Linked DNA regions of Homo sapiens: region 1 is linked to region 2. The links are chromatin loops, found by intact Hi-C in ENCODE. Cell type or tissue: ovary. All regions are shown on one strand. Links, peaks and the distances in the headings refer to the core of each region. The heading gives the core; the rest is flanking DNA.

Region 1 (10,116 bases), core at 1,476-9,475, 300 kb after region 2:
AACTTAGATATTAGCTAATCAAAAAGTGTTCACAATTCATTACTGCTTAAACAAAGAAGCACAGATTCTCTCCTCTCAGCACATTTATATTATTCCATAGACCAAGTTGACTTGAAATGCATACTGTGTGAGAAAACAAGAGTTTAGCCAAAGAAAGTCTAGCTGTTCCTGCACAAGGGTGTTTTAGTCAATGACTAGACAATCTTATTATTTGCAGGTATAGTTATGATGGCTGCTGGTGTTTGGTTTCTTTTGAACTTCAAATCTGTGGTAAAATTCTGGTTGTACTATGCTCTTTTGCAGACAGCAAACATGTTCTATATTGTGATCATCATGGCCATAGTCCTGCTGAGCTTTGGAGTGGCACGCAAGGCCATCCTTTCGCCAAAAGAGCCACCATCTTGGAGTCTAGCTCGAGATATTGTATTTGAGCCATACTGGATGATATACGGAGAAGTCTATGCTGGAGAAATAGATGGTGTGTATGGGATTTTACCGTCATGCAGAAATTGTGCCTTCATAGTTAACAAGAGTAAAATACATCTGAAAAACAATCATCTAAATCTTAAAAATGTTTGAATTTATGGTATTCTGTGCAGTTAATGTGCTAAATGTGTGTCTAGAGTGGCAGGACTGTGATTCATCTTATCTTTCATTCTTTTAAAATTCTTTATTTGTAGTTTGTTCAAGCCAGCCATCCTGCCCTCCTGGTTCTTTTCTTACTCCATTCTTGCAAGCTGTCTACCTCTTCGTGCAATATATCATCATGGTGAACCTGTTGATTGCTTTCTTCAAGTAGGTTATTTCAATTAAATATGATTATTTAAATAAGAAATGTGGGCAGATATGTTGAGTAGATTCACATGTACTTTGAGTATGTAACCTTTGATTTTTGTGTGTTCTATATTTATTATTATTGTTTTGAAATATGCACATAAAACTACTGATAAGAAGGACATGGAGCATGGGAAACAGTGAAATAATAAATGCAGTCATCCATCGTTATCTGTGGAGGACTTGTTCTAGGACCCCCTGCAGATACCAAACTCTATGGATGCTCCAGTCCCTTATAGAAAATGGTGTAGTATTTCATATAACCTAGGCACATCCTCCTGTATACTTTAAAGCATCTCTAAATTCTCTATAATACCTAATATAGTATTAATGCGATGTAAATGGTTGCTATACTGTATTGTTGAGGGAATAATGACAAAGATAAAACGTCTCTGCATGTTCAGCACAGACACGATCATCCTTTTCTTTTCCCCAAATATTTTCAATCTGTGGTTATTTGAATCCACAGATGTGGAACCCGCAGATATGGAGAACTGACTGTGGGGGGAAAGTACAATGTAACAACATCAAAATGCAAGGAGATCTTGAGTTGTGATTAGGCAGTAAGTTCGAATTATGAAAGGATAGCAAGTGATGGAATTGCAAGTTGGTTAAGGAGTTCTTGATATGCTTTCTTCACTTGCTCCCAGCTTCCCCTGTTCTCTGTTTTCTCTCTTTCTCTCTCTCTCTTTCTTCCTCTCCTTTCCTCTCCTCTCCTTTCCTCTCTTTCGTTTCCTTTTCTTTTCTTTTCCTTTCTTTCTTTTTCTTCTTTTTTTTTTTTTTTTTGAGATAGAGTCTTGCTCTGTTACCCAGGCTGGAGTGCAGTTGGTGTGACCCCAGCTCACTGCAACCTCTGCCTCCTGGGTTCAAGCAATTCTCCTGCCTCAGCCTCCCAAGTAGATGGGATTACAGGCGCCTGCCACCATGCCTGGCTAATTTTTGTATTTTTAGTAGAGACGGGGTTTCACCGTGTTGACCAGGCTGGTCTCAAATTCCTGACCTCAAGTGATCCACCTGCCTCTGCCTCCCTAAGTGCTGGGATTATAGGAGTGAGCCACTGTGCCAGGCCCTCTGTTTTCTTCTCTGTCACTTCTCACTACTTCTCAATCTTCTTTTCTGGATCATCTTCTCCCCAACCTTTTAACATTGGAATGTCCCTGAGCCCGGACCTGCCTCTTCCTTTATTTATGCTTTTTGTGATCTCTTTCAGTTTCCTGTATATCCTGAGCACACCCAATTTATATCCCCAGCCCAGTTCTCTTTCTTAAACTCCAGCCATGGAGATCCAACTGGCCCCTTCCTTCACCAGTTAGAAATTTAATAGATTTCTAAAATTTAAAATACCCAAACTCTTCATCTCCCCTCTTTCCCAACATACTTTTATTTATAATATTTAATGTAGTCTTTCCCAAATCTGTGAGGAAGAACACGAGTTTTTGTTGATGTTCCAGCTTTTCAGTTGTTTACACCAAAAACTAAGTAGTCCTTCTTACTTTTTCTCTGCTCTACACCATGATTCTGTACATGGAGTCATTCTTAATGTCTCTTGAACCTCTACCTCTAAACTCTCAGGAACTTCTGTTAACTCAACCTTCAAATAGATAACTGATTTAATGACCTCTCACTACCCCACTGTTACCACAGAGCCTCTAATTTATCTCTCTGCTTCTGTCTTTGACTCCCTATATTCTTTTCTCAACACAGTAGTCCAAATGACCCTTTAAAAGCAGACATCAGAGGATATTACTCTTCTGCTCCAAACTCTTCAGTGCCTCCCATTTTACTTCTGGGTAAAAGTTTAAGTCACTACAATGACTTATATGGCCCCATGTGAGTTGGCTTTTCTGTCACTTCGTTTTTTTTTTTTTGAGACGGAGTTTCACTTTTGTCACCCAGGCTAGAGTGCAATGGCACGATCTCAGCTCACTGCAACCTCTGCCTCCCAGGTTCAAGCAGGTGTCCTACCTCAGCCTCCCAAGTGGCTGGGATTGCAGGTGTGTGCCACACACCTGGCTAATTTTTGTATTTCTAGTAGAGACAGGGTTTCACCCTGTTGGCCAGGCTGGTCTCAAATTCCTGCACCCACCTCGGCCTCCCAAAGTGCTGGGATTACAGGTGTGAGCCACCATGCCTGGCCCCTGTCACTTTTTTTTTTTTGAGTCTCTCTCTGTTGTCCAGGCTGGACTGCACTGGTGTTATCTCGGCTCACTGCAACCTTTGCCTCCCGGGTTCAAGTGATTCTTCTGCCTCAGCCTCCCGAGTAGCTGGGACTACAGGTGCATGCCACCACACCCGGCTAATTTTTGTATTTTTAGTAGAGACAGAGTTTCACCATATTGGCCAGGCTGGTCTTGAACTCCTGACCTTGTGATCCGCCCACCTTGGCCTCCCAAAGTGCTGGGATTACAGGTGTGAGCCACTGCGCCCAGCCGTCACTTCTTAAATCATGCATCACACTAGTCTTCCCCTGACCCATTCCTCTCCAACCACATTGGCCCCTCAGTTTTTCAGACCATACAGGTGCCTTTGCACTTGCTATTCCCTCTGCCTAGAATGCTTTTCCTGCAGCTACCAGTATGGGCCACTTCCTCACCTCTTCTCGTCTTGCTCAGAAGCAAGCAATTTACCTCAAACACTGAAAAGAGTGCCTGACACATATTTGTTTCCTAGACAAAAGAAACCAAGTGAAGTAATGGGAAGAAACTCATATTTTCTAGATGCCTCTTAACTGTCAGGCACTGTGCTAGGTATTTGATTCCTTGCTTATCTTACTGAAGAGGAAAATATAACAAGTAACAAAAGTAGGGAAGACAGGGGTTGAGAGTCAGCAAAGTAAATCAAAATTCTTTTAAAAAAAAAGTGACTGCTGTGTTGTTACCTAAACATGGGGAAGACATACCTTCCTGCTGGTTATATGATAGTCATCATCTCTCTTAGCCCAACCATTTTAGGAACTTGGAATATTTGCTGGTGTTTAGTTATAATAGCTATTTTTATAGATCAGATAATAAAAGGATCTGAGTTTTTTGTGGGGGCATGGGGAGAGATAGGGATTCACTCTGTCACTCAGGCTGGAGTGGTGCAGTGGTGTGATCTCAGTTCACTGCAACCTCCGCCTCCCTGGTTCAAGCAATCCTCCCACCTCAACCTCCCGAGTAGCTGGGACCACAGGTGCATGCCACTATGTCCAGCTAAATTTTGTATTTTTGGTAGAGACAGGGTTTCACCATGTTGCCCAGGCTGGTAGTCTGAGATTTTTGTTTATTAAAAATGTCCAGTGTCTCACTGCCCGTTTGCTCTCAGGGGAAAGGCTCACACCCCGCATCTTAGCCCCAGGAAGGTAAGTGGGGGCTGTTGATGGGATGGTGTGATGCTCCTGCTGTGGGTGTCACCAGGAGGCTCTTTGGACTCTTTGGGAAGGAGTGTTGCCTGGTGAGGTGGTGCACTCCCAGTCACTAGGGGTGTACACTCGAGGTTGGGTGAACACCTGCTGCTCATGGTACCCAGTGAGTCTTGCCCAAGCAGGCAGCTGGGCAGAGGCCCTTCTGGATCTTGGAGTCCAAAGAACTGTAGAGCAGCCCAAGGGGTGTGGGTCAATTTTGAGTGGGAGCCAAGTCTGGGAGCCCGTGTGCATCATGTTTGGGTCTGGTTGGCTTGGCCACCACTGAAAGAAGTGATAAGTATGGGCTCCTGGTACCTGCAGATCTCCTGCAAACGGCCCAGAGAACAGCCTTGAAGCCACCTTTCCCTTCCAGGGGACTGACCCTGTCCCTAATGCTGCAGTGGCGTCCAGGGATCAGTGGAACATTGCTTTGAGAACTCTCCTGCCTATTATGGAGGCAGCACAAAGCTGGTGCCCCCTGAGCCAACATGGCACTGGGATGGCTTTTTAGGACAGAACTCTGTTGGTGACAGTCACATCTCAAACATAATAGCTGATTTTAAAAGCCAGCAGCAGCAAAGCCATATACCTGAGTATAGGTGGCAGTTGCAGAGAGCCATGGGCTGGAGAGGGTCAGATGGGGCCTCCCACAGGGGGATCCTGTGGGGGCTGCAGCTCAGAGTGACTCCCAGCTCTGTCACTAGCAGGGCGACCCCTTCCTTCTGGAGCCTTAGCTCTGAAAAGCCCCTGGTGGGGGTGCCCTTTCAGATGCCCCCTTTCCATTTCAAAGGCTCTGATTCTCGATCTTGAAGCCAAATGCAGCACCGACACTCGGCTTCAGTTTCCACTGGGACAGCTGGAGGTCTCCTTTCTAGCCCCAGCCCAGGCGGCCAAGCCCATCCTGGCATCAGAACATGCTGAGCGGCATTTTGTAGGGTGGCACCTTTTTATCCAAGTTGCTAGCTACACATCAGTGTTTAAAGAGAAAAGAGTGACCTTTCATTTTTTTTCTTGAAACTTGAGGAAACAGGATACATAACTACTGATTTGTTTGTTCTTAAAGAAAACTAAATGCACGACTGCAGAGTGCTAGAGGTGTGTATTTTTCATACTGTGGGGGAAAGTATTTGTGCTGCTTTTTGGAGATATACTGGGATGTCTGGTTTCTGTCCCCGGGCCTGGCAGCTACGTCTATTTTCTGTAGAAGGTGCCACAGTGAGACCTGGAGCCACCCCTTCCTGCCCTGGCACGGTTTAGAGCTGGGAGCCTATGGACTCTTGGCCTGTTTCTACCTTCTATTCAACCACTCTGATGTGGGGAGACAAAAAGAAATATAACTTTTTGATAGTGTGGTAGAAACATTGATTTGAACTATTTTAGTAGAAGGAGTAGCAAACAAGACTGTGGTAGTGTATACTTTGAGCTAGATAAATAAAGGCCTCTTTGTGAGCCTCCTGGCCAACAACAACAACAAATGTCCAGTGTCAAAAAAGAAGTTGAGAAATCCTCGCATAGGACAAATTTCTCACGTTAGAGATGAACACACTGAAGACCATACAAAGTGACCAACCCCAGATCTGACTACTTGTCCAGGAGCTGGTTACAGACAATTCTTTATAAAATAATTGAAAAAAACAAAAACCAACCAACCAACCCCCAAAATTTAAATACACTGTTAAGTCGCCACCTGCTGGTGGAAGGCTGTTGTCACGTTGGAGTGAAACTGCTATTAATAGCATGTGCAACCCTAGAGTTTCCCACTCATTGACCAGGCCCCAAAAATGTGCATTTCTGACATGTTCTCAGGTGATGCTGCTGCTGCTGGTTCAGAAAACATGCTTGAGAACTCCTGATATAACCCAGTCATCTATGTTTCAATCACCTTCTTTATGGATTCTGAGAAACTTCTATTCTTACCCAAAGATGGCTTTCTCCAGGATAATCCTGGTTCCTTTTCTTTATCACTGTTCAAGTTATGGGTTATCTGTGTTTTTATTTGCTAAATTTGGCTGCCTTCCTCCAGTTCTACTCTGCTATCTTTCTCTAAATAAACTAAAATTTTGACACTGCAAGAAGAAGAATTGTTTTAAAAAGAAACTAAATTTTGTTAGTCTATGCAAAATATTAAGATGGACATCTTATTTTGTTCCTCTTATATCATATTATATACTTAAAGTTAAGTAGTTAAGGATGGTATATTGTTTCAGAATAACTGTACCTCCAATCATTACCCCCATGGCAAGTTCTATAATATCAACATTCACCATCCTATCTCCATGTTACAACTACAAAGTGACCTACCAATAAGGAGTTACTTTTATTGTAAAGTTAATGTAAATAATTTGTCTGGATTTTAATAGAAGCTCTGTTTTTTAAGATGAATTGATTCTTCTTCCGTTTCTTCACTAACACTGTACTGTTTGCATATTTTAACTGGGATTTTTCTAGCAGTTCTCACATTTGACATTAGGTAGATGATACAGAGGAACATTAAAGCTGTTTCCCATAAACGATGAATTATGGACTGAAAAGAGCTTCTTATGTGAGAAGAGATGGTGACTTGAGAGTAGTGTTGAGTTCCAGAATGGATTTTCTGTTCATTACACTGAAAATGTTGGCATTTTCTTTTCTCTGATTGTAATGTCTGCCTTCTGCTTGTTATTCTGATTAGCATGTTTCATTGTAGAAGGTAGCTAATATATTTTGTTTGGTGGAAGAAGAATTGTAAACACGTGGATAGTATTTGTATTGGGTAACTGCCGGTAATGTCAGGTGAGCCAATCATAAATGTTGGAAAATATAGACTCTGTTACCTTTCAAGACTTCATATTAAAACATTGTCCCTCTCTTACTTCATCTTACAGCAACGTTTACTTAGATATGGAATCCATTTCAAATAACCTGTGGAAATACAACCGCTATCGCTACATCATGACCTACCACGAGAAGCCCTGGCTGCCCCCACCTCTCATCCTGCTGAGCCACGTGGGCCTTCTCCTCCGCCGCCTGTGCTGTCATCGAGCTCCTCACGACCAAGAAGAGGGTGACGTTGGATTAAGTAAGTTGTTCTATGTGAGGCAGGAGAAAGAGAGCAAAAAGTAGGATTCAAGGCAAAGATGCACTGGAGTATTATAAATTAAGTTCAGGGCACTGTGGGGCTCTGGGAGTTCCCTGACAATAGAATATCAGCTGATGCTCTGGGTCTGAGTAAATATATTGACCTCATTATGAGGTCGCAGTGCCTTTTGCCAAGATGAACGGATACTTAGAAAGGGATAGGTAGGAAGAGAATCTCTGCTTGATTGTGTAAAGGCTTTATGTCACATGGAAAACTTGTGTTTTCTCTGCTGACCGGAGAACTCATCAGAATAACTCCTAGAGAGTGGTCATGTGACGTGTACTGTTCTCCTTGTTGTGGAAGATGGAATTCAGACAGAATGGAGTTACAGAAGGCCTTGGGGTCTAAGAGAAAAGATAAGCAAAGCTGGGCTTTAACCAGAGTCACGATCCTCTGGTTCTCTAATCTACTGAGCATGGAGGTGATTCTGAAATGGATGTTTCTTATTTTCAAGAACCTCAACTCAGAAACTGGGTGCGGTAGTGCATGCCTGTAGTCCTAGCTACTCAGGAGGTTGAGGCACAAGAATTGCTTGAGCTCAGAAGTTTAAAGCTGGGGTGCACCATGATCATGCCTGTGAATAGCCACTTCGGCCTGGGCAACACTGTGAGTCAGGATGCGGAAATAGGGGTTCTCACTTGTGTTTTTTCATAAGCTTATATATTTTGAGGTTTTCCTAATTCATCTTGTTTAGCCAGATCTTCACTGCATGATATGACTATCGTACTAATTGTTGTCAGAGAACATTGCGTTTGGTGGTTTTATTCTGTAGTTCCTGTCAAGCAGTTCCACAATTGGTACCAGGCCCATTTCTAGATAGTTCCCAGAAATACAGGAAGCAGGGGGCATAAATGCGCAATCCTCTTCCCAATTCCTAAATCTAAAATACCTCTGAAAACTGAAATCCTTTTTTCTTCACAAATTGGGGAAAGACTCATTTGGCCAAAAAAGGCTGATGAGAATTGATGCGAAGCCATTTATTCTCTTTATTTCTTGTAGTATGAATATTCATTGATGTTGGCTGCAGAAAATAGCAATATGTTTGATTTTAGGGATTGCTTTAATCTTAACTAGGGATTTCACTTCATTTATGACATACTCACTATATTAATTTTCTGAAACTAGAAAAAAACAGTTCTGAATTCTAAAATACTCTGGACTCCAGGAGTTTCAGCTAAGGGGATAGCGGGCTATTTATGTGTTTAGGTAGGTCCTTAGGGGGACAGGTCATCCCCTGCAGTATATTATGGGGTTGACAGGGTGATATGCTTTTGCTGGTGGTAGGTGACTCTGTGAAGTATTTTTTCTCCTCCTAAGTCACTTTGAAGATTTTTTTTTCTTTTTCATACCCTGCTCCCTGACCAAGAGATTCAGCCTTTGTACGAAAGCCAAAGCATACCTGAAGTTAACTTGAAGGCTTATAATTATACTGTAAATTTCAGGCCGCTAATAGAGAGACGTCCCAGGCTTTGGCTGCAGAACCATTGCAACCTAATAGCAGAATGTGAATCACTTGATAAATCCTGGAATTGACTAGGATTTGCCCAGACTTCCTAGTACCACATGAAAGAACGTTTCCTGGGTTCACCTTGGTCTGTGCTTATAGGATGATTCATATAAAACTCAAGTAAAGTTTAAAATGAATTCACCCTGAGCTTTGTGGAACATTGTTGAATTTTCATAACATTGCTTCTGATCCTTTATATTGAGGATAAAGACATTTACACAAGGGGCAGCAGTGCCACCTTGCGGACAATTACAGGAAAGCGCCACATACTGCAAGCTGCGCCTGTCATTGGAATTACTCTGGATTGTTTGCTCTCAGGGATCCACATAAGGTTCACATCATGACACCTGTAAAGTTTCTTGCTCATAGGAGATTCTTTAGTGAAAGAAGACATTAGAGTTGGGTAGGGGGTGGGAGATACCGAATCTTTTCAGTGTCTGAAAATTTTTTTCCTGCCATTTAAATCAGAAAGCACTGTATACCTGAGTTGTGAATACATTTTACAGCTGAATAATACTTTTAGCCATGTTTTCAATTTAAAATTCAGATTTTTTGTCATTAATTTTAACAGAAAATAATGTAACAATTGCATTTTAAATAAATTCTGGAGAATTGTATTAGTTCTTTTTCTCCTAATGTAAGCAAAACCATTCAAGAAAGAGAACTTTCCAATTTAATCCTTTTAGCAGCATCACTTCATTATATATTTTCTAAGTATTATAAACTTGCTTAAAAGATGGTATATTATTCTATTAGGCAACAGTGAAAGCCAAGGTAATAGACCAAATGTGAATGCTGGAGTTTGATGAAGAATTGTGTTAGCCTTATAATATCACTTAGTGATGTGTCTTTTTAATGAGTTATTTATAATTGTGTCAGAGAAGGTATACAGCTGTGATTGGCCATTGAATGGTAATAATAACATCTCATTCTTCAGTAGAAGGATTTAGTATGCACAAACTCTGCGTAACAAGGTGAAACTTTCTTATACTTACTGGATTAATTTCAATAGACTGCCTTCTTCTAATCTTGCATTTAACCTATTGGTTATTTACTGTCATTGTAATAGCTAAAAGAGTTGGAAGACAGGTTGATTAATGAGCACAAATATACACTTTGATAGAAGAAATAAGACCTAGTGTTCAATAGATTGGTAGGGTTTTTGTTGTTGTTGTTGTTGTTGTTGTTTGAGATGGAGTCTCGCTCTGTTGCCCAGGCTGGAGTGCAGTGGAGCGATCTCGGCTCACTGTAGCCTCTGCCTCCTGGGTTCAAATG
Region 2 (10,116 bases), core at 605-8,604:
TCCATTCCTTTCCCCCATGTTTTGGGTGGCCTTATGTCCCATGTTGCCCAAGCTAATCCTTGTGGCCCTGGATGCACCTCTCTTTCTCTCAAACATGTTCTAAATTATATGGTCATCCTACCTGTGGTGCCATAGGCAGGCATGCAAATAAAACATCAACATCAACTGAAAATGACATTATTTGTTTTGCTACCATATTATGTTCACCTTTACTCTAAGTATATTCACATTGTTTGTGACCCAATTAATAAAATATCTGAGACTACTTTGTTTGTAATTTTGGGGAAATCATTGTGTTATGGTATTACATTACCATAGTAAGTCATCAATCAGAAGTAAAATTGAGTGAACTAAATGTTAGAACTCTGCTTTGCCTCCCATCTAACCAGAAGAAAAGTTCAGTTTTTCTCTGCAGTACTTCTCTTGTGTTTCTCTTCCTTCTCACCCTCACTGCCACCATCCTGATACAGGCTGTCATTCCCTAGTCCCCATCTTTCCCTTCTAATCTTTCCTACACACCTCTATCAGTTTAATCTTCATACAGAACATTTTGATTATCTGCCTGATGAATGATATTCAGTGGTTCCGAGTTATTGAGAATTAAATCTGAATATCATGATGTATGAAGGCCATCTGTAAGTAATAAAGGAAATGTATTAGCCTCAGGGGTAGCAGGCTGCGGGAAAAATTTGATACAGGAGCTCAGTGGTATCACCAAAGGCAGTTTTTCTCTCTTTTATGTGTCTTTCATTTGGGTTCATCTTAGAATTGGCTTATCCTTTTGGTCACAAAGATCTACTAGGAGCCCTGTGACTTGTTTCTTCATAGCCTGTCACTGGGCAGAAGGGGAAATGCTTCTCTTCCCCTAGGTCATAGGTCTCCCTTTGCTGGATAAGCCTGGTCCACATACACTCAGCCACCATGGTAAAAGAGGTGGGATTACACTGATTGGTTTAGGTCAGTGGGTTCTGTTCTGGAATTGAGAGTGGGAGCAGTCCCAACCGGACCTAGAAAACAGACATGGAACCTGGAGAGGCAACTACAAAGTCCACTACAGGATCCAATCCAGCCTTCATCTGGCATCTCTGTAAATAAGATTTCCCTCTTCTCAATGTCCCAATACAGGGCCGTATACCTAGAAACCTACCTTCTGTCTTGTCCTGTGTACTAGGTACTATCCATAACTCCCTAAGAAAGCCTTCTTTCCACTATCTTTTATTTAGCAAGTGCCATGATTTCTAATTTTTTTCTTTTAAGAAACAGGGTCTCACTATGTTATCCAGGTTGGTCTTGAACTCCTGACCTCAAACAATCTTCCCATCTGGGCCTCCCAAAGTGCTGGGATTACAAGGATGAGCCACTGCTCCTGGCCAAGTGCCTCAGTTTCATTTTAGTGCTGCTGCACCTGTGAAGCCCATGCCGGATTCAGTTAAGGCGACTTTTGTTCCTGCCTTGCATCTTATGAACTTAGCCACTTGCTTCCCTAGGAAGTAATTGTCCAATAAGCCTCAATCGAATAATTACTTCATAGGGAAGTAATAACTTAGTAATTATTCAATTGCAAATAACAGGGGTTCTGAAGGAATTCAGGGGGCATCCATGAACTTCCTGGAAATTTAACACAAATGTAAAGACAGTCATTTTTCTGGGTGTGTTAGTCCATTTGTCTTGCTATAAAGGAATGCCTGAAGCTTAGTAATTTATAAAGAAAAGGAGGTTTATTTGGCTCACTGTTCTGCAGGCTCTACAAGAAACATGGTGGTGATATGTGCTTCTGATGAGGGCCTCAGGAAGCTTACAGTCATGGTGGAAGATGAAGGGGATCCAGCATGTCACATGGCGGAAGAAGGAGCAAGAGAGAGTGAGAGGGAGGTTTCAGACTTTTTAAACAACCAGCTCTCACGTGAACCAACAGAGCAAAAACTCACTCATTACCATGGGGATGGCACCAAACCCTTCATGAGCGATCTGCCCTCATGAGCCAAACACCTGCCAGCAGGCCCCACCTCCAGCTTGGGGATCACATTTCTTTTTTGAGACAGAGTCTTGCTCGCCCAGGCTGGAGTGCAGTGGTGCAATCTCGGCTCACTGCAGCCTCCGCCTCCTGGGTTCAAGCGATTCTCCTGCCTCAGCCTCCCAAGTTGCTGGGACTACAGGCATGCACCACCACGCCCAGCTAATTTTTGTATTTTTAATAGAGGTGGGGTTTCACCATGTTGACCAGGCTGGTCTTGAACTCCTGACCTCAGGTGATCCACCCACCTCGACCTCCCAAAGTACTGGGATTACAGGTGTGAGTCACCGTACCCGGCCAGGGATCACATTTCAATATGAGATCTGGAGGGGACAAACATCCAAACTCAGTCACTGGGGAAAGAGATGATAACCTTCATGGGATTCTCTCAGAGTCCCACAACATAAAAAAGTTTAAATCCATCCTGGCATTAGACTTTCCCATCTCCATTACTTAACATGGACTAGTTTTATTAGTATACAACTTCTCAATCCTTAGTTTCCTCAACTGGAAAATTGGAATATTAACATCTACCTGTTGCAGAATGTATTCTCCACGTGTTTGAGTAATTACAGACAGCCTTTTAACTTCTCCCCAGCCCACTGTTATGTCCAAATACAATGAGCCCTCTTGTTACCTGGCACATAAAAAATAAATGGGCCAGGAGTTGTGCATTTATTTGGGTGTTGTGAGCAAAGAAGGGAGTGGCACCAAGTAGTCACCCTTTTTCCTTCCTCAGATCCTAGGACAGAATGCATGCTGGGCACGCTTCTCCTCAGGTTGGGTAGCACACGCAAGCTACACGTGGTGGTTGTGGGCGTGCCATAGGAAAATGTTCCTATTCCTTTCCCACATGTTTTGGGTGGCCTTCCTATTCCTTTACCCCATCCTATTCCCCCATTCCTATCCCTTTCCCCCATCCTATTCCCTTCCCCAAGGAAGGTTCCTATTCCTTTCCGCCATGTTTTGGGTGGCCTGAGCTGTCACCTGACCAGGATGTCTGCAGTCTGAGTGTGGATCTTAGGTGCAGGCTTGTTTAAATACTTTTTCTCCCCTCTCCTCTCCATATCTCAGACTGTCTTCTAGCCGATCTGTCTCCTCCAAGGCTTGTGCAAAAATGGGGTGTGTATTTCTCATTAGCTTTAGCTAAGTCAGTGAGAAAGGATCTAATTACTACTGTTGGTTTGACTGCGTGATCTTAACAGAGATAAGTCTAAAAAATGACAGATTTTTCTAGCCAGATTGTTCATATTGTAATAAAGTCACCCCTGTTCACTATCTCATTTAAACCAAAACTTAATACCTAAACTATGGACATTTGGTATGGTTTACAGACATTTTTGTTAAAGAAGGGGAAAAGTCATAATATGTTCTTGATACATAGGGTAGCACCCACTCACTTTTCATCGTTTTCAAAGAGATGGCCCATATCCTACCCAATTGTATATCGTAAGGTTACATGAGAAATCTTGTGAATCAGGTTCCTTCTACCTTGAGGTATAAGGTAGTAATTGAGTTATATACAAGCCATTTTGATGAATGGATATTAGTTCATTTTCCCTTTTCTAGATTATAAGTATTTGTGGATTGATCTCATCTGGGATTAAGCAAAGTTTCTTACAAATAGATGTGTAGTCAGGAGGTTTTTGTGCTGTGAACATTTTGGTGGTATGGTGAAATCTTGACCTCAGAGTAATAGTTTTAAGTGTACAAAATAAAATGCAGGAATACAAAAGAAATTGGTTATATTGAAATATAGTTATAAAAATATTTTTAAAAACAAATTTGTGATATTGTGATATATACTCTTCTATGTTAATATATTAAATAACAATAGCCAGAAGTGGGTCTAAACAATGCCATAAATCAGAAACAATAATGAACATCGATGATACTTCAAGATATCCACCCCAACTGCAACATAATATGAAAACATCTGTGATTTCTCTTGGTGAATGTCAGAGGTACTTATATCACTTACATTTATAATTAAAGGAGATGCTAAATTTCTGTCAGAATTCAATGAAAATAAAGGTATAATTTTTTTCTCATTCAAGTTCACAGATGCCCTGACTTATGTTCACAGACATGAGCCCCAGGTTAAAACACGCTTTCAATAAATGACTGAATCGAGAAGTGCCTCCCTCCCGTGTGATCTCCTCGATGCTGCAAAACTAGATCTAAAGAGGAGTAACTCAGTGCCCCTTCTCCTGGACTTCACAGTCCGGTCAGAAGAGACAAATAACTGGCCTGTTGTGATAAGCTACAGCAGACCTCCCAGCTGGCCCCCAGGTGGAGAGAGATGGGGAAAAGGAGGCATCGCAGAGGAAATGTGATTTCATGGTAGGTGGGCTTGTAATAAGCCACTCCTCTGTTTTTTCCACTGTGCCTTGAGGCAAAATCACAGTGACCATATGCAGTTTTATACACTTGCACTAAAATGTGCTACTCATATTCTCTGTGTTGCATATGAACCATGTGAATATTTTGACATAGGCAAAAAAAATTTTGCTTCCAACACAGTGTCTGTATTTTTAAGTGTTAGTGTTACTCAGTTCCCTTACTTGGTAGTTACCTTTCTCCTTCATCTTTCCCAGCTTATTTCTTATTATTAAGTACATCAGATCTACCAGTGCCTGTGGTTTAAGGCACTATCTATGAAAGAAATCATTTTTTTCTTAAATAGTAAATATTGCTTTAAATACCCTCTTAAAAAATTATTTTAAAGTGTTTAATTTTGGGCCAGGCCTGGTGGCTCACGTCCAAGCACTTTGGGAGGCCAAGGCAGGTGGATCATCTGAGGTCAGGAGTTTCAGACCAGCCTGTCTAACATGGCGAAACCCCATCTCTACTAAAAATACAGAAATTAGCCGGGCATGGTGGCGGGCACCTGTAATCCCAGCTCCTCGGGAGGCTGAGGCAGGAGAATCACTTGAACCCATGAATCGGAGGTTGCAGTGAGCCAAGATTGCACCACTGCACTCCAGCCTTGGTGACACAGCGAGACCCTGTCTCTCAAAAAAAAAAAAGTGTTTAATGATTTTTAATGCATTTTCCTTCTTGGTACTTTCTTTTTTCTTTGCTTCAGTGTGACAAACAGTGGCAAAACAACACTGGCTAAGAATTTGCAGAAACACCTCCCAAATTGCAGTGTCATATCTCAGGATGATTTCTTCAAGGTATCTATAAAACTTCTTAAATTATTTATTTAATACAAAAATGTTTAACCACCACGTTAATTGAATTACATCCAAGAAGTCTTTGGCTAGAGATTTACGTTTTGTATTGAAATTAGGCTCAGTGCAATGGTGTTACTTATCCACTAGATGGCACTGTCTATCAGTGCTGATCTTTCTTTGATCATCCAAAGCATTTATTAAAGACTTCTCTCCTTTTTAGTCTATAATTGTATTATTTCTTTCCTACACACTGTTTTGATGGGTACTTTATTATTTTTCCAGCCAGAGTCTGAGATAGAGACAGATAAAAATGGATTTTTGCAGTACGATGGTAAGTAGATTTACTTGTCAAATATTATATGCTTATGTTCATTTTCTTTTTCAAACCCAAAGAACTTCACTATGTTGAAGTTGATGGTTCTGTGGAACAAAAATTTAAAAAAAGAACTTCACTATATCTGTGAAGGCAGTCTTAAAATGTGTTTAAATATATTGTTGTACTTTAAGCCTGCATTTGTAGGTTTCTGATTTATGTTGAACTATTTAAATAAGTTAAAACCTTTTTCCAGTTTTATATTTAAAACTGAAAACACTGGGGCCAGGCTTGGAGGCTTACACCTGTAATGCCAGCACTTTTGGAAGGCCGAGGCAGGCAGATCACTTAAGCTCAGGAGTTTCAGACCAGCCTGAGCAACATAGGGAGATTCCATCTCTACCCAAAAAAATACAAAAATTAGCCAGGTGTGGTGGTGCATGCCTGTAGTCACAGCTCCTTTGGAGGCTAAGGTGGGAGGATCACTTTGCCCAGGACACTGAGTCTGCAGTGAACCGAGATCGCACCACTGTACTCCACCCTGGGTGACAGAGTGAGACCCTGTCTCAAAAATATATATTTTTTAAAATGAAATAATAAAACTGAAAACACTGAAATGATAGATTTTTCTTCTTTTTCATTGAGGTAAAATATGCCTATATAATTTACTATCTTTACCAATCTTAAGTGTACAGTTCATTTGTAATAAATACTTTTTTTTCTCCCTTCATTCCCCCCCACCTGCCTCCCCTTCCGGGTCTCTGGTAACCACCAGTCTACTCTCTATCTTCATGAAATCCACTTGTTTTAGCTCCCACATATGCATGAGGACATGGGATATTTGTCTTTCTATGCCTGACTTATTTCATTTAACATAATGGCCTCCCGTTCCATCCATGTTGCTGCAAATGACAGGACTTCATTCTTTTTAAGGCTGCATGATATTCCATTACATATACACACCATACTTTCTTTGTTCATTTATTCATCGATGGGTATTTAGGTTCATTTCATATTCTGGCTATTTGTGAATAGTGCTGCAATAAACATGGGAGTGCAGCTATTTCTTGGATATATTGATTTCTTTTATTTTGGATATATACCTGGTAATAGAATTGCTGGATCATGAGGTAGTTCTATTTTTAATTTTTTGAGGAATCTCTGTACTTCTCCATAGTGGCTGTACTAATTTACATTCCTTCCAATAGTATATGATGGTTCCCCTTTCTCCACATGGAATCACAGGGTTTTCTTCTGAAGCAAGTTAGGCTTGCTGTCCCTCTGCCCATTCCTGTTCTGAAGATGTATAAGTAGCTACATTGGCCACCCTCAACCACCCATGAGAGAATTTTGCCTGGAGCAAACTATATTCTCTCATTCTTTCAGCTTTCCTTCTTGGTGGCCAAAGTACTAGGCCACTGTGGTTTGGTTTTGTTTTTTTCTCTGTTCAGAAAGGTTTGTGAATATATTTTAGATGGATTCTCCTCATTCCTTACTCCAAGCTCACAGTTTTGAAGCCAAAGGATTACAGCCTATCATAAAACATTTTTTGTAGAGAATATCATGCTAATAGGCAGTTTAATATTTGATTATCTTATTAACTTTTATAATTAAAAAGATGATCATTGAATACTTACACAAACTAGTGACAGAGGGAGCTCTCTTTAAAAAGTCATAATGTTCTCTATTTTTAACTGATAACCTTTTAGGAAAAGTGTTATCAATCAGTTCTTACAGACACATAATAGTTTTATGAGAGGCAAAATTCTTGACTCACTCTCTGTTCTTGCATCTTGAGTTGCAGCCAGGATCATTTTTTTTTTCTTCTCTTCCTCTCGTCCAGAGGTTAGTGAGAAAAATCATTACAAAGTAAGGGTGAAAAACAAGGAAAAACAGTTTTCAACAATTGGAAAAGAATTACTATTTCTAATTTTTAATGAATTCTTACAAACTGATAAGAAAAACTAATATCCCAGTAGGAAAAGGGCCTAAGGATGTGAATAAGCTCTTCATAGAAGCAGTCAGTTATTGGATTAATAAATGTACAATAAAAGTCAACCTTAAAGAACTGCAAGTTACTTTTTTTCCCACTTACCAAGTAAACGAAGATGTTTAAAGCAATGATAATTAGCCAGTGATAGCATGGGCTCAGTAAAACAAAGGCCCTAATATACTTTAGATGGAAGTATATAGATAAATTGGTACAGTCTTTCTGGAAAGGAGGTTGAGCATGTGTCCCAAACTTAGCATGTTCATGCCATGACTTCAAGCATCTCACATCAGGAATCTATCTTAAGGAAAAACTTGAACATTTTAGGTAAATGTACAAATTTAAGGTAAATCAAAGTACTAGTCAAGGCTTTCTGAGCACAAACAGGATAGTTTTAAAATGTGGAACTACCAAGTTTGTAGAGGAAATAATTCATTTTCAATGGAATATAGTTGATTAATATGAAAGAAGTCAAAACAAAAATTAAAAATCAAGGGATGGCCGGGTGTGGTGGCTCACACCTGTAAGCCCAGCTCTTTGGGAGGCCAAGGTGGGTAGATTACTTGAGTCCAAGGGGTTCAAGACCAGCCTGAGCAACATGGCAAAACCCTGTCTCTACAAAAAATACAAAAATTAGCCAGGTGTGGTGGTGCGCACCTGTGGTCCCAGCTACCAAGGAGACTGAGGCGAGAGGCTCACTTGAGCCCGGGAGGCAAAGGCTATAGTGAGCCGAGATATGCCACTGCACTCCAGCTTAGGTGACAGAGTGAGACTGTCTCAAAAAAATAAATAAATAAATCAAAAGATGGTGGAAAAATAGAAAATAATAGTAAGATGATAGATTTAAGCCCAAATATACCAGTAGCCACATTAAGTGAAAGGAACTAAAATACTCCAAAAATTGTCAGACTGGTATTTTTTTTTTTAAGCCAACAATAAGCTCCTTAAAAGAGAAAGACTTAATGGCCAGGTGCGGTAACTCACGCCTATAGTCCCAGCTACTCAGGAAGCCGAAGCGGGAGAATCACTTGAACCTGGGAGGCTGAGGTTGCAGTGAGCCAAGGTTGTGCCACTGCACTCCAGTCTGGGCAACAGAGCGAGACTCTGTCTCAAAAAAGAAAAAAAAGAAAAAGGATATGTATAAGGACATAGAAATATAGGCCGTAAAAGGCTAGAAAAAGATCCATGATGGAAACACCTACTGAAAGAACTGTTATAACTCTAGCAACTATACTAATACCAAACGAAGTAAACTTTAAGGCTGAGTATTACTGAGAGAGAGAGAAATGAGTTACTTCGACAGGAAGATAAAACAACCTAAAATTTTTATCTACCTAATACCATAACATTAAAATGCATTAAGTAAACACTGACAGAGCTAAGAGGAGAGAAAGACACAAATCCACAATCGGTGTGGGAGTTTTTTGTTTGTTTGTTTATTTTTTATTGAGATGGAGTCTCACTCTGTCACCCAGGCTGCAGTGCAGTGGTGTGATCTTGGCTCACTGCAACCTCTGCTGCCCAGGTTCAAACAATTCTCATGCCTCAGCCTCCTGAGTAGCTGGGACTACAGCCACACACCACCACGCCTGACTAATTTTTTTTTTTAAAGTAGATTTGGGGTTTTGCCATGTTGGCCAGGCTGGTCTCCAACTCCTGACCTTAGGTGATCTGCCCACCTCAGCCTCCCAAAGTACTGGGATACAGGTGTGAGCCACCACGCCTAGCTGATGAGGGGGATTTTAACACAACTTCCTTTGTGTATTAGTTTGCTAGGGCAACATAACAAAGTACCACAGAATGCCTTAAACAACAGAAAATTATTGTCTCACAATTCAAGAGGCCAGAAGTCTGAGATCCAGGTGTCAGCAGGGTGGGTTCCCTCTGAGGCTGTGAGGGAGACTCTTTTCGGTGCCCCTCTCCTGGCTTCTGGTGTTTGCTGAAATCTCCGGCAGCCTTGGTTTCGGCTGCATCACCCCAGTCCCTGACTACATCTCCACATGGTGCTCTCCCTGTGTGTGTCTGAATTTTCTCCTTCTGTAACCAGTCATATTGCATCAGGTACCCACCCTACTCCAGTGTGACCTCACCTTAACTGATTGTATCTGTAATGACCATATTTCCAAACAGTCACATTCTGGAGAACTGGGCATTAGGACTTTAACATAGGGGGACGCATTCAACTCATAACAGCCACTAATGAGACTCACAGACAAAAATTGCTAATGATATAACAGATTTGAACAATACAATTAACTAACTTGACCAAAAACTGACATGTACAGAACATGCACCTAATAACAGCAGAATACATATTTTTTTTTCTTGAGTACATGGAATATATTACCCCAAACAGTCCATATATGCAAGGGCATGGAGTAAGTCCTAATACATTTTATGGATTGAAGAAATGTAAAGATACTCTATAATCACCATGAAGTAAATTAAAAATCAATAACCAAATGTTTGAAAAGTAAGCATTACCCTTTTTTCTGATTTTCAAAAACTTTTTCTAATGGAAAATTTCAAAGATATGCAGAAGTCAGCAGAAAAGTATAATGAACTCTCTCTTGAGTTCGCCATCCAGTTTTAATAATGATGAAATTTTGACCAATTATAT

The links. Hi-C counts contacts between places; a loop is a spot of excess contacts. Peaks named below come from ENCODE experiments on the same cell type or tissue, not always from the same donor. Only the 100,000 strongest peaks of a DNase experiment are listed, where the experiment ranks them.
Region 1: it touches region 2 in a loop (24-fold over the local background); 104 of 110 quality-filtered maps call a loop at or near these places.

Annotation. Positions count from the first base shown.
Region 1 is chr9:74,773,041-74,783,156 of GRCh38, reverse strand. It overlaps TRPM6 (transient receptor potential cation channel subfamily M member 6), which reads left to right. Exons shown (of 39, transcript NM_017662.5): 22 at 304-478; 23 at 681-795; 24 at 7,081-7,274. Among named protein-coding and RNA genes, the nearest start is that of TRPM6, 110 kb to the left of the region's middle. In ovary, for the core only: a CTCF peak has its summit at 9,092 (motif pointing left); DNase peaks (open chromatin) are centred at 5,915 and 9,096.
Region 2 is chr9:75,072,567-75,082,682 of GRCh38, reverse strand. NMRK1 (nicotinamide riboside kinase 1) reads left to right here. Exons shown (of 9, transcript NM_017881.3): 3 at 5,103-5,193; 4 at 5,476-5,524. Among named protein-coding and RNA genes, the nearest start is that of NMRK1, 11 kb to the left of the region's middle. In ovary, for the core only: a CTCF peak has its summit at 5,363 (motif pointing right); no DNase peak of the experiment used is centred there.